Linked DNA regions of Homo sapiens: regions 1 and 2 are each linked to region 3. A link is a contact called in ENCODE Hi-C or POLR2A ChIA-PET data. All regions are on one chromosome and are shown on one strand. Each heading gives the region's core, a stretch centred on a gene start or an enhancer-like site at or near the end of the contact. The rest is flanking DNA. Distances are from core to core; before and after follow the strand shown. Region 1 overlaps ATXN1 (ataxin 1). Region 2 has its middle 33 kb from the start of GMPR. Region 3 has its middle 23 kb from the start of CD83.

Region 1 (4,354 bases), core at 311-2,810, 2.2 Mb after region 3:
GATATTAAGTGGATTATATTTGGCAGTGAGGCCCAAGGGAAGTGATTCTGTCATCCTTTGGGACTCTCAACCAGAATCAAGGCATGGCAAAGCAGCAACTCTCTTCCAGGGTGGGGAACGTGCTATCACCCTCCACTGAAGAGGAAGGAGGCTTCCTTTGGTGCACGCAGTAACAATGGACAACACCTGGCATTCCCCTTTCCTCCCACAGCACCTAGGTGGGGGCCTGGGGGATGCATAGACGCTTTGCTCGAGTGGAGAAAAGCTGTACTGGGCAGGGCAATGCCACAGGGATAGTGACAAACACGGAAAAGCATTTTTCTCCTACATTGCCTCGTCTGGAGCGTCAGCTGGGACAATGCTGGGGGCATCTTTCCACAGTCTTAATGAGGAATTCAGCCCCTTAAAAATCATCCCCAAACTAAACACCCCTCAGTTTTATATGCCATGGCTTTAGTTCCCATGAGGTCTGTGTGCCGCTTAGCATGAGGTCAGTACATGTTCATCTTAATGCTCTTCTTGGTTTTTTGTTAACCGACGCTAATAAATTTTTACAAGGGCTGTGCTGTTCTGGAAAGTATAAAAGTGAAGCATTAAAAAACGGAACCCTCTCAAGAGATTATCTCCTATGAAGAATCATACGTGGCCGGGCGCCGTGGCTCACGCCTATAATCCCAGCATTTTGGGAGACCGAGGTGGGTGGATCGCTTGAGCCCAGGAGTTCCAGACCAGCACGGGCAAGATAGCAAAACCCTGTCTCTACAAAAAAACACAGAAAATTAGCTGGGTGTAGTGGTACACACCCATAGTCCCAGCTACTGGGGAGGCTGAGGTGGGAGGATCAATTGAGTCCAGGAGGTTGAGGCTGCAGTGAGCCAATGATCCCATCACTGCACTTCAGCCTGGGTGACAGGGCAAGACCCTGTCTCAAAACAAGCAAACAAACGAACACAAAAACCCACAGAAAAACAAAACTCATTTGCCTGGTTTAGAGAGGAGAGTGCTGCAGCTCAGAGAGGTGAAGTAACTTGTCCTGCCAGAGACCCAAATCCGCACCCCTGGGTCTGTCACCACCATACTATATCACACTGCTTTCCCTGGGGGTGTGATGTTGGGGGGGTCTTATGAGTTCAGGCATCCTCAAGAGTCTGTTCATGCAGGATTTCTGCCTAGAGTCACAATGCCATCTGTTTTGGAGAAAACCATCTCTTCTTCCACAACTTCCCCAATCAAATTTGTGATTTTGCTTATTAAGCTCAACAATTTGCACATTTCTGAATTTCTCTGTGGGTGCAGTGTCAGCAGTGCCTAACCAGTTGAGAAGACCAGGAAGATTCTTCAGGCTAGGGGAGAAAACCCCTCAGGAAGGCACTGCAGAGGGGAGAAGGATGTAGCCTTTGGAACCTCAATTAAGTCCAGATATGAGTTCTCTCTCTCCCTCCCATCTCCCCCTCTCATGCTCTCTGTCTGAGTCTCCACTGACTCTGAACCTGTCACTTGTGGCAAACACAGCTGGTGGAGTATTTTAGCTGTGATGATGTCAGCCGATTTCTGATAGGCTCCTCGGTAAAGTGACAAATCATTGGTTGCGTCAGGCCTTGCACTTTTGTTTCTACAGCGTGAAGCCCTAGCTGCCTTTTCAGCAGGTCTCAGCACACTTGCCTTTCTTTGAGGAAGCCCTTCCCGGCATGCAGCATAGCCACGCGGGGGCCAACCTCACAGACCTGCCAACAGGCCCTGACAACACTTCTACCTGCTCGTCTGCACCCTGGCTGTCAGTAGAGAGATTTAGTGATCTCACTATGGGAAAAAACATGAGAACAGGGCTCTGACTTCACAGGGAAGCCAATTTCTCTTTCATTTAATCATTAATTTTGCAAAGTTTGGAGTAGGGAAAAACACACCTAGATCTTCCTCCCCAAGAACAGAAGAGGGCTGTAAGGGGCTGGGCGCAGTGGCTCACGCCTACAATCCCAGCTTTAGGAGGCTGAGGCGGGTGAATCACCTGAGGTCAGGAGTTCGAGACCAGCCTGGCCAACATGGTGAAACCCTGTCTCTACTAAAAATACAAAAATTAGCAGGGGGTGATGGCGTGTGCCTGTAGTCTCGGCTACTTGGGAGGCTGAGGCAGAAGAATCACTTGAACCAAGAGGCAGATGTTGCAGTGAGCCAAGATCACCCCACTGCACTCTGCACTCCAGCCTGGGTGACAGAGCAAGACTCTGTCTCCAAAAAAAAAAAAAAAAAAAAAAAAAAAAAATAGAAGAGTCTGGTTTCTGCAGAGGCTGCCAGGCCTGGGAAGTGTGGCCCACAGCTGAAGTGGCTGCCTTCATTCTCAAGCTGAAGTTGATGCTGGCCGGCAAGGAACCAGTCGCATTTCTAAACAAAACCTCTTTTCACACCTGCCTCTGTTCACAAAAATGTGTTAAGGATTCTAAGTACCATGAAAAGCAATGACTCTTCACTCATGTTTATTTTCCATGTGTCACCTGGGGTCTGTGAAGAGTCAACTTTGCTCAAGGTAGTTCATTTTCTTTCTCCTAGTACCCACCCCTAATTCATGCAGGAAGTGAACAGCCACTACAGAGGGGTAGTGAGCTGTATTATTATGCCATTTATTTTAAAAATCCTGATTTTCTTTTTTTTTTAAATAAGATCTTTGGGGAAATCTTTCTTGGGCCCTTCCAAAGACTGTAAACCTACAGTGACATCTCATAATACAAAGAAAAGTATTCAGGGCTAAAAGCTCTCGGCAATGCAGGGCCCCGGCTTTGTGCAAGCCCCCATATCCAGTCATTCACGAGTGGTTCTGGAAAACTGATTTGGTCCTTTCCTCACTTGGGCATTTAAGAAATGCTCAAAAAAGCCAGACATAGGGACTCGTGTCTGTAATCTCAGGGCTTTGGGAGGCCGAGGTGGAAGGACTGCTTGGAGCCCAGGAGTTTGAGACCAGCCTAGGCAACACAGCAAGACCCCATCTCTACTAAAATGTTTTTTATTTTTAAATTAGCTGGGCATGGTGGTATGCACCTGTGGTCCTAGCTACTAGGGAGGTTGGGGTGGGAGGATCGCTGGAGCCTAGGAGGTCAAGGCCACAGTGAGCTATGATTGCACCACTGCATTCCAGCCTAGGAGACAAGAAACACTGTCTCAAAAATGAAAAAAAAAAATGCCCAAAACAATTCAAACCATTAATTAGTTTATCTTTTTTTTCTTGTTTTATTTTATCTGAATGTCCCAAATAGCAGCTATTTCATGACTATTTTCAACTCAAGCTGGAAGGAGGCTCTGTCCCATTTGAATGTTTTCAAATCCTAGATGGAAACACTTGTAGAAAGTACGCTCGATAGCCAGGAAAGCTCTCAGCTGCAGGCTGAACCTGCTGGACTCCCAGCAACTTGGGCAGTGAAAGAAATGGGCTGTGGAATAAATGCATGTAATCGATCTAAGAACCTGGAAAAGGGTAGATTGAAGGAGCCTGTGGAAATTAAGAGCGTTAACCATACTTCCAGTGACTCATCTTGGCTACAGCTGACTTTACCCCAAGCCCAGCAGGTCACCTGGGACAGCCCTGACTTCTCAGATTGTATTAACCACGCTTTTATTTTCTGATGCTTTGATATTTTAGTGTCTTGTGGATCCCAGAGGTATAGTCTCTCCTAGGATTAGCTAATTCCTAGAGGCCTGACTTTTATATGCAAACCAACCAGTCCAGAGCTAATTCCTAGGAGCCTGACTTTCATATGCAAACTAACCAGTCCAGAGCCCACTCCCCAGCAGCCTCCTATATTGGTCCATCACACTTAGGGCTGCCTTCCATCTGTTTTTTTTTTTTTGTCTGAGACAGAGTCTTGCTGTGTGTCCAAGGCTGGAGTGCAGTGGCCTGATCTCGGCTCACTGCAATCCCCACCTCCCGGGTTCATGCAATTCTCCTACCTCAGCCTCTGGAGTAGCTGGGATTACAGGCACACACCACCATGCCCGGCTAATTTTTGTATTTTTAGTAGAGACAGGGTTTCACCATGTTGGCCAGGCCGGTCTCGAACTCCTGACCTCTGGTGATCCACCCGCCTCAGCCTCCCAAAGTGCTGGGATTACAGGTGTGAGCCACTGTGCCCAGCCCTTCCACCTGTATTGATCACCCCAGCACCAGCAGCCAGACAACTAAGGACAGCCCCTACACCCCAGAGCACACTGGAATTATCCACTCTAACCAATCCTAAACCCGTTTACCCTGCCTCCCATGAAACCACAATAAAGGCTGTTGTTTGCCACATTTCCCCTCACTCCCTCCACCTCCTGACCCACCTGGGGCTTCCCCAGGTGCCCCCCACTTTACGGTGTTCTACACCTC
Region 2 (4,432 bases), core at 601-3,100, 2.1 Mb after region 3:
GCACCTCCATGGAATACTATATAACCATAAAAAAGAATGAGATCATGTCCTTTGCAGCAACATGGATGCAGCTGGAGGCTATTATTCTAAGTGAATTAAACACAGAAACAAAAAACCAAATACTACATGTTCTCACTTATAAGTCAGAGCTAAACATTGGGTACACATGGACATAAAGATGGGAACAATAGGCACTGGGAACTCCAAAGTGGTGAATGAGGATGGGAGGCAAGGGTTGAAAAACTACCTGTTAGGTACTATGTTCAGTATTTAGGTGATGGGTTCAGCAGAAACCCAAATCAGCATCATGCAATATATACATGTAACAAACCTGTACATGTACTCCCTGAATCTAAAATAAACATATTTTTTAAAATAAAATAAAGTGGTGCAGCTGCCTTCGAAAGCAGTCTGGCAGTTACATGAAAGGTTAAACACAAAGTTACTGTATGAGCCAGCAACTCTATTCTTAGGTATATACCCAAAAGAAATGAAAACATATGTTCACACATAAACTTGTCCACCAGTGTTCACAGAATATTGTTCATAAGAGCTAAAAGGTAGAAACGGCCCAAATGTCCATCAATGGACAAATGAATAAACACAGTATGGTATTTCCATATAATTGTATACTTTTTGGAAGTAAAAAGAAACGAAGTACTGATACATGCTACGGTATGGATGAACTTTGAAAAGATTATGCTAAGTGAAGGAAATCAGTCACTAAGTGAAGGAAGCCAGTCACTAAAGACAACATATTGTATTATTCCATTTATAAGAAATGTCCAGAATAGGCAAATCTGTAGAAACAGAGAGTAGATCATTGGTTGCCTAAGGCTGGAAGGAATCAGGGAAGGCCCTGAGGAGTGATGGCTGATAAATAAGGAGTGTGGCAGGTTTCTTTTTTGGGTTATAAAAATGTTTTAAAATTGGTGTGATGATGGCTGCACAACTCTATGAATATATGAAAAGCCACTGACTTGTACATTCTAAATTGGTGAATTGTATGATCTGTGAATTATGTCTCAATAAAGCCATTGGGAGACAATATAAATAAATACAATCCAGAGACATTGTCCTGTGGGTAAATACTAAATAGAATCATTAGGCTGGTCTCTGGATTTGTCTATTCAATGCTTTCATGTTGGTTTTCTTTATCTTCCAGCTCCAGAAAAGGCCTGTAGTTCCAGCTACTGGGGAGGCTGATGGAAGGATTGCATGAGCCTGGGAGGTCAAAGCTGCAGTGAGCTGTGATCGCACCACTGCACTCCAGCCTGGGTGACAGAGTGAGACCCAGTCTCAAAAAAAAAAAAAAAAAAAAAAAAAAAAAAGCAAGCAAGCAAGAAAGAAAAAAGTGCTCGTTTCAGCAGCACATATACTAAAAATTGGAATGATACGGAGAAGACTACCATGGCCTCTGAGCAAGAATGACACAAAAATCCTGCAAAATAAAAAGCCTGAGCAAAGTGACTTGCCCAGGATGCCACAGTTCACAGTGGTAGAACCACAACTGGAAACCAGGACTTTGACTCCCAGGCAGCTGCCCCTTCCACGAGTTCCATGTCCCATGTGCATGCTATGTTTGTACTGGGGTCAATGGCAACCGTCTTATTTGGATATTCTTATTTTCCTCTATGCCCTGAGAAACCTGGTTTGTAGACAGAAAAGGCTGATTTTTTGCTTCTAAAAGCTTAAGTTGACATTTTGTGTTGTTTTGTTTTGTTCTCCTGGCCCAGCCTAACAAGCATTCACATAGTAGACAACACATGCTTGCTGGACCTTACTTCCTGTCTGGTGACCCAGCTCCCTAGAGACTTGAATCTCAAATAAATGTTTCTGTCAGGAGGCTGAGCTCCCAGCTGTGCAAATTGGTCACAGATGTAATTGCATTTGCCCTCTGCCCTGGAAGAAAACATGCCTGTGGTTGGGGGTTTAGATGTCTCAGAATGAAAGACATTACTCCTGACTCTGGGTAATAGCCGTGACGCTCAAAATAAGCTGCCACAGAGACACGCCATAGTGTTGCCAGATGTACAGGGCTGTTGCTACCCAGAATCTGGATCTGCACAGCCAGTTACCAAACTGTGGCCATGTCATTGGCCAATCAGGCATAGTCAAGAACCTAGCTTTTCCACTGGCTCCTCATACTTTCAAACATAACTCCATCCCCTCTTCTCCTCTCCCTAATGCCCACAAGATCTCTGCAAAGAGCTCTAATTCCAAGTTCCCTGAATGGCAGACAATGGCAGCCCTAGGACATCTACACTGCACAGGCTGCAATTGCTAGAATCTAATTAAAATAAACATTGTAACAAGCTGCTGAGCCCCGCCCAGTGCCTCAGGAGTGCAGTGATGTGACACATCTCACTGCAGCCTCCACCTCCCACCCTCCAGCAATCCTCCTGCTTTGGCCTCCCAAAGAGTGGAAACTACAAGTGTGTGCCACTACACCTGGCTAATTTTTGTACTTTTTGTAGAGATGAAGTCTCGCCATGTTATCGAGGCTGGTCTTGAACTCCTGGGCTCAAGTGGTCCACCCACCTTGGTGTCCCAAAGTGTTGGAATTACAGGTCTGAGTTACTGAATCTGGCCAGATAGATATTTTAAACCCAGTATTTGTCTGCCTTTCTTCCTCAGTAGAATTTGAATGTACCAGGTGGCTGCTAGCTACACACCTGTGTAGGATGAGGCTTATCCTATATGTCTGCCCTATTTGTCTTGTTAAATCATATTATTATTCTGAACGCTTTCCTTCTAAAGCAGACAACCAAAGCATAGGGTATTAGCTCTTCTTAGTCCTTTTCCAATCCAAACATTTAGACTTCTTTCTGCTCACCCCTGGGCAGTATCACCCTCATCAATTTCCTCTTAATTGACTAGAATGAATTGTAACTATCCCCATCAGCAATCACATCTGTTAAGGATTGCAGAGTGCCATTGTTGTACGGGAAGAGCATTTCATTTGAGCCACCAAAAATTTACTAACGTGTGGACACAGGGACAGATACAGAGGATTGCAAACTCCAGTTTCTGAAAAACTCGATTCCAAAGCAAGGGAAAAGGTGCCCTCTAGTGGTAAACACAGCACACTACACCACAGCATCCTTATTCCAGACCGGAAGCCTGGCTATTTGAATCCTATTTTCTGTTTCTTCCAGAAACCCTGAGGTCCAGACAGGATGTGACACATGAAGGTTTAAGTGAATTAAAATAGGCTGCTGACATCTAAGGCCAGGAAGAAATAATGAGTACGGATCCACTTTCACTGAGAGCAACCATCTCTGCTAAGCCACTTCTTCAATTTGGTGGCAAGTAACCAACTATCTGGAATGAGCAAGAAATATTCCCTTCCGAATTCCTTGAAAAATGTGGGGCTTAATTTAGAATATTCAAGTTCTTTTGACATACGTACTAAGACTATACAGTTTTTATAAGTATTCTAAAAGCCCGTATAAATTACAGTTGATTGGGAACTTTTAATGTAATAATTGAGTCCTGACATAAGAGACAGTGCAATGCTCAGGAAATAATGCTGGCCTGAAAGCTTGGAGATATGGACTCCGTGACACAGCCTCTGCCACTAACTAGGTGACTTCGGGCAAGTCCTTCAACATCTCTGACCTCCGTTTTCCCGTTAACAAATGAAAGAATTGGACTAATAATTTCTAAGCTTTTTCAGCTCTAAAATGATCTAATTTGGCCAGGCGCGGTGGCTCATGCCTCTAATCCCAGCACTTTGGGAGGCCAACGTGGGTGGATCACCTGAGGTCAGGACTTTGAGACCAGCCTGGCCAACTTAGTGAAACCCCATCTCTACTAAAAATACAAAAATTAGCCAGGTGTGGTGGCGTGCACCTGTAGTCCCAGCTACTCGGGAGGCTGAGGCAGGAGAATCGCTTGAACCCGGGAGGCGGAGGTTGCAGTGAGCCAAGATTGCACCACTGCACTCCAGCCTGGCAACAGAGCGAGACTTCATCTCACATAAATAAATAAATAAATAATAAAATTATCTAACTTATAAAAACTCTTTTAGGAGAGTTATATTTTGAAATAATATCTTTTGGGGATTTGTGTGTATTTCCTTCATTAACCCCAGGGTACCCTCCCTTAGCCCACTACTAAATAAAAACCAAGATTCAGGACGGGCGCAGTGGCTCAATCCCAGCACTTTGAGAGGCTGAGGCTGGTGGGTTGCTTGGGCCAGGAGTTCAAGATTAGCCTGGCCAATATGTCAAACCCCATCTCTACTAAAAACACACACAAAAATAGCTGGACGTGGTGACGCACCCCTGTTGGGAGGCTGAGGCACGAGAATCGCTTGAACCCAGGAGGCGGAGGTTGCAGTGAGCTGAGATCGTGCCACTGGATGCACTCCAGCCTGGGCAACAGAGCGAGACTGTTTAAAAAAAAAAATAGTCAAAGAACTAGTCGA
Region 3 (4,282 bases), core at 520-3,019:
ATAGAGAATATGAAAATCAAATATGATCAGCTGTCATACACAAAAGTGTATTTTATTAATAAAAATGAAACAGAGCACTGTAAAATAGGAAGTAAACATTAGCTTTACACAAGGTTTTGCTTCATAGTCCTTTTAAACTTAATCTTCGCCAAAGGCTGAGAAGCGATTCACAGGCCTTTTAAATAGGTGGCTTCACTATCTCTCACTTATTTCTATTGATGTATTTTGGCTGGGAAAGAGAAATGCTTATATTCAATATCTATGGAATTGAGAATTTGAATATTATCTTTATCAAAAAAGATAAGGCATATGACATTGAGTATTAATAGATCAGAAATATTTATTTGATTGACAACTCAGTTACTTTTGCTTCTCCAATGGACACTCCATAAATATTCGAATGCGTCTTATGTCTACTGTGTGCATAGCCTTATGCTAATTCCATGAATGCAATGGTGATGTGTTTCCAGCTAACATCTGGAAGCCTTATTCTGCCAAAGATGAGAGATCACGGTACAGAATGTTCCTAATAAGAGTATTTTATTATCCATCCTGTACTCGCATGGTCCCTGTTCTCAATGACTTTATAGTCTTGTTGATAAGGTTTCAAACATGCAAGTATTGAGTAATATGTCAGACTGACTTCTAGAAAACGTTTTATTGACTATGATCAGGGGCCCAAATATAGGACACCAAAAAGAAGGATTTAGGGTGGACAAGTTGTAGAGAAGCTAAAGGAACCAAGGAAGGTGTCACAAAAGAGGTGGTTTGAGGAGTGTGTGATGCAAGGATAGGGTAATAATTCATCTCTAGTCTAAATCAGACCTTATTTTGGCAATTTTATTAGTCATCAACTACCGCAATAATGTATAACAAATAATGCCCCAAGTCTCACTGGCTGACGCCACAAACATTCATTTTTTTATTCACAGGTCTGTGGATTGGCAGGGACTCAGCTGATCTTGGCTGGGCTCCACTGGGCATGGCTCCAGGCTCCAGGTCTACTTTGGGCCTGCTTTATATATTTTGTTCTGGAACTGGCACCACCTGGGGCATAGTCTTCTTACGGTGATGGCGGAAATACAACAGGCCAAGTCAAATCATGCAAGCACATTTAAAGCCTCTTTTACATCATTTCCACTAGCGTCTGTTATTCAAGGCAAAGCCTGTGGCTGAGCCAAGCTTCCATGGGGTGAGGAAAAACACTGCACTCATTCTAGTGAGAGCCACTGCAAAGTCACATGGCAAAGGTCACGGGTGTAGAATTCTGTAACAGAGAGAGAGTGAAGAATGGGAAACAAAAATTCAATGTACCCCAGTCACATTTTTGAAAAAAATAGTGGAAAAATTGCAAACAGTATAGATTAAAAAAACAACAACAACAAAACCTGCACAGTACAGGAACCAAGTGAAGAATGTAGGTGGAGATAATTGTGTTTAGCTGGCCTGAAATGAAAAGACTAATAGTCACTTCCACCACTATCTTTGAGTTTGCAAGTTTGTGAGGGGCCTAATGCTGACTAGTGGACCCTCCTGGCTGAAAAAAAAAAGACAGTAGACTGGAGTTAAATGAGAACTCAAGTTGCGAGAAAAATCTTCCCTCTTTGGGAGATAAAGCCCTGGCAGCAAGAACTGAAGGAGGTAGAGTACTATTTCTGCATCTTCAGGGAGAGCTGCAAGGAGAGGGAGCTGTGTCTTGTCTCACTGAGGTGCCTGGACAAGATGAACATTTCAGGTCTTTTTCAGTTCTAGGTTTCTATGATGTCAGTGCTACTTCCCTTTCCAAAACCCCACAGTGGCCAGGCATCACAGTGCCACAAGTGAAAAGACCCATGACTGCCTTTATAAGTAAGTTCTTCTTTTGGTTTCTCTGGCAGGAGGCAGATGGAGGAGGAGAGAAAGGCCAGAGGTCTGTTTTGGGGTTGTTGTCTCTGGTTGTCTAAGTCATGCCAAGACACCACCCCTTGGAGCCTGGTTCCTGACATCCGGCAGCATGGCATACTTGAAGGGCATGATGTGGGGATAACAACAGAGCCCTGGCTGAGTCCGGTGGCTCACGCCTGTAATCCCAGCACTTTGGGAGGCCGAGGCAGGCGGATCACCTGAGGTCAGGAGTTTGAGACCAGCCTGGTCCACGTGACAAAACCCTGTCTCTACTGAAAATACAAAAAAAGTTTGCCGGGCATGGTGGCACACACACACACACGCACGCACACACACACACACATGCCCCCATAAGCATCCCAGTATTTGGAAGCAATCAGTTGATTTTTTTTCTTTTTAGAATTCAGTTTGGTGTTATAGGGACACTGCTAGCCTCAGGCAGTGCCGCAAGAGCAGATCAAGGCTCTGATTAAAAAATTCCTCAGTTGCTCCCAGCTGGAGATGTCTGCTTACAAAGCCCTTACAAAGAAATGTTTTTCAATAGGCAACATTCTCTGGTCTGGCCCCACCAAGGAAGTACAGCAGGAAATCTCACAGGCATCCCGATTGCCATTGCCCTCCTGCTCCCAGACACACACTTGGCCCCAACTGGCCTCTGACATGCTCCATGGGGAGCAAAATGGACTTGCTCCATTTTATCCATTGCTCTGGGCTCCACGGTGTTAAGCATGATGGCTTGGAAACTCTATATACCCAGTAAATGAATGCTTGTTGAATAACTTAATGAACACACCCCATGTCAGCCTATCTCCTCAATGCACATCCGCCAGCCACCTCAGCTCAGGCACCTCGCTGATTTTCAAAACATGGGCTAAAAGCTACCATAGGGCATCTAATTATACCTTCTGGTGTAGAAGGTGTTCTCTCATAGGAGGCCTTAGCCAAGTTTGAGAACAAGGACTTTGTATGGAATGAGCTGCATAATGGACAGCACTGGCTGGACCAGCCATTGGGGGTGTCTCTGGCTGAAATTTAACAAAGTTTCCATAGACCTTTTACCAGATTTACTGAGAATGTTGATTTCCTCTATTAAAGCTTAAACGTCAATTCAGGGGAATTTCCCCATAAATGTTGTGAGACTAAACGTGGCTTCTTGTGGGTTCCACATGGGAGCTCACCAGGATGTTGCCCAGCCTTTGTAAAGGTCTGCCTGGTTTCCTGTACCTAGTGGTCAACGTCAGCAGCTGTACCTGTGCCCAGCATTGGGAGGCTCGTCCTCGGCCCTCACCCGGCCATAGGCAGTCAACATCACTAGTTCTCCCCTGCTTAGCACCCAGTGGCTGCCTTTTTGGCCTCTAAACTTGCTTCCCTGTGTTCTTGATCCCTGAAGCTCACCACTGGTCCACCTGCCAATTACTCACTTTAATCTTATCAGAGTAGATACCCAGGTTTTACATTTCACCCAACAGAACTTGAGTCCTAATTCTCATTTCCTTCCTTTCATCCATGAGCTTTACATGGGAATTTGCATTTACAGTTATGCCTGTGAATTCAGAGGCCTCCCCTGGACCAGGCGGTCATGTGCTGAGTGAGGCGGGTGACCAGCTTGGAAGCCAGGGCGGGAAGTTCGCATGGCCCTCTGGGTGAATCCTTTGCTTCCCTGCTTTGGAAGACAGCTGGCTGCAGAGCAAGAGTTCTCTTGTGTGAGGCCCATGGCAGTGTCGGACCCTAAATGGCCATTGGAACACACCCCCAGGTTTCTAGCTGCACTGGGTAGGGGTGGGTGAAGGAGAACTGAGGGCGCGTCAGCCTCTCCTGCCTGGACAAAAAGGCATGTAGGTCACAGTTCTCCCCAGGTGTTCTCAAGTCTTGCTTGTTTGTTGTCAAGAGAAGGCAGAATTCTGCCTTGAAAAAAACCTCTGTGATGGCCATTTAAACAGCCTGTGGATTGTTTCCAGGCCTGAGCACTGCTGGAGGAGGATGCTGGCTTACAGAGGCCTCTCCAAAGCATCAGTCTTTGGACTCCCAGGAGCACTATTATTAGCCTCCCTTCACATTCAGAAGGCGCCCACCCACAAGAGTGGGTGGATATCAGGGTCTGGGCCCACATCTTCTGACTCCAAGTCTGTGTATCTTGCTACCATGCAGCTGATTTCCCAGTTGCTGAGTTTTCTCTGTGCACATCTTGATGGCTGATACCTGTAATAACAGAAACTTCGTTCAACTCTCATAAACCCTGAGTCTGGAGGTCTGGGACATATTAGGCCATACGAGGGGGCTTAGCTTGCTTTCTGTCTCTTTCTCTTCCACCTGGAACATAAGTTGTCCCCTAGGTGAAGGCCGTCTGCCACACTGACTGTGTAATCTGAACTTGGAGCCAGAGGTTCTGAGTCTTAGC

What was found. Hi-C counts contacts between places; a loop is a spot of excess contacts on that map. ChIA-PET counts read pairs that join two places held with the same protein, here RNA polymerase II (POLR2A). Pooled maps may share reads with other maps.
Region 1: a pooled map shows a loop between it and region 3 (6-fold over the local background). The contact joins two enhancer-like sites. A Hi-C loop is called at or near these places in 2 of 50 pooled maps. POLR2A ChIA-PET finds 5 or more read pairs at or near these places in 2 of 52 experiments (PC-9 and T-cell).
Region 2: a loop to region 3 is called in a map with no recorded cell type, with 14 times the contacts of the local background. The contact joins two enhancer-like sites. A Hi-C loop is called at or near these places in 3 of 37 single-sample maps with no recorded cell type and 2 of 50 pooled maps. POLR2A ChIA-PET finds 5 or more read pairs at or near these places in 1 of 52 experiments (PC-9).

The regions. Positions count from the first base shown.
Region 1 is chr6:16,321,296-16,325,649 of GRCh38, forward strand. The region is part of intron 7 of ATXN1 (ataxin 1); the gene reads right to left. Among named protein-coding and RNA genes, the nearest start is that of GMPR, 85 kb to the left of the region's middle. RefSeq lists an enhancer at 1,386-1,445. Within about 2 kb of position 1,561, at least 22 of the 41 ENCODE cell types and tissues checked have a DNase peak (open chromatin) inside an H3K27ac peak, as active enhancers do.
Region 2 is chr6:16,203,660-16,208,091 of GRCh38, forward strand. It overlaps the pseudogene RNU6-1114P. Among named protein-coding and RNA genes, the nearest start is that of GMPR, 33 kb to the right of the region's middle. RefSeq lists enhancers at 1,866-1,955, 2,166-2,375. Within about 2 kb of position 1,851, at least 9 of the 41 ENCODE cell types and tissues checked have a DNase peak (open chromatin) inside an H3K27ac peak, as active enhancers do.
Region 3 is chr6:14,092,527-14,096,808 of GRCh38, forward strand. No RefSeq gene overlaps it. Among named protein-coding and RNA genes, the nearest start is that of CD83, 23 kb to the right of the region's middle. RefSeq lists enhancers at 1,809-1,938, 2,832-2,961 and a cis regulatory region at 2,810-3,310. Within about 2 kb of position 1,770, at least 8 of the 41 ENCODE cell types and tissues checked have a DNase peak (open chromatin) inside an H3K27ac peak, as active enhancers do.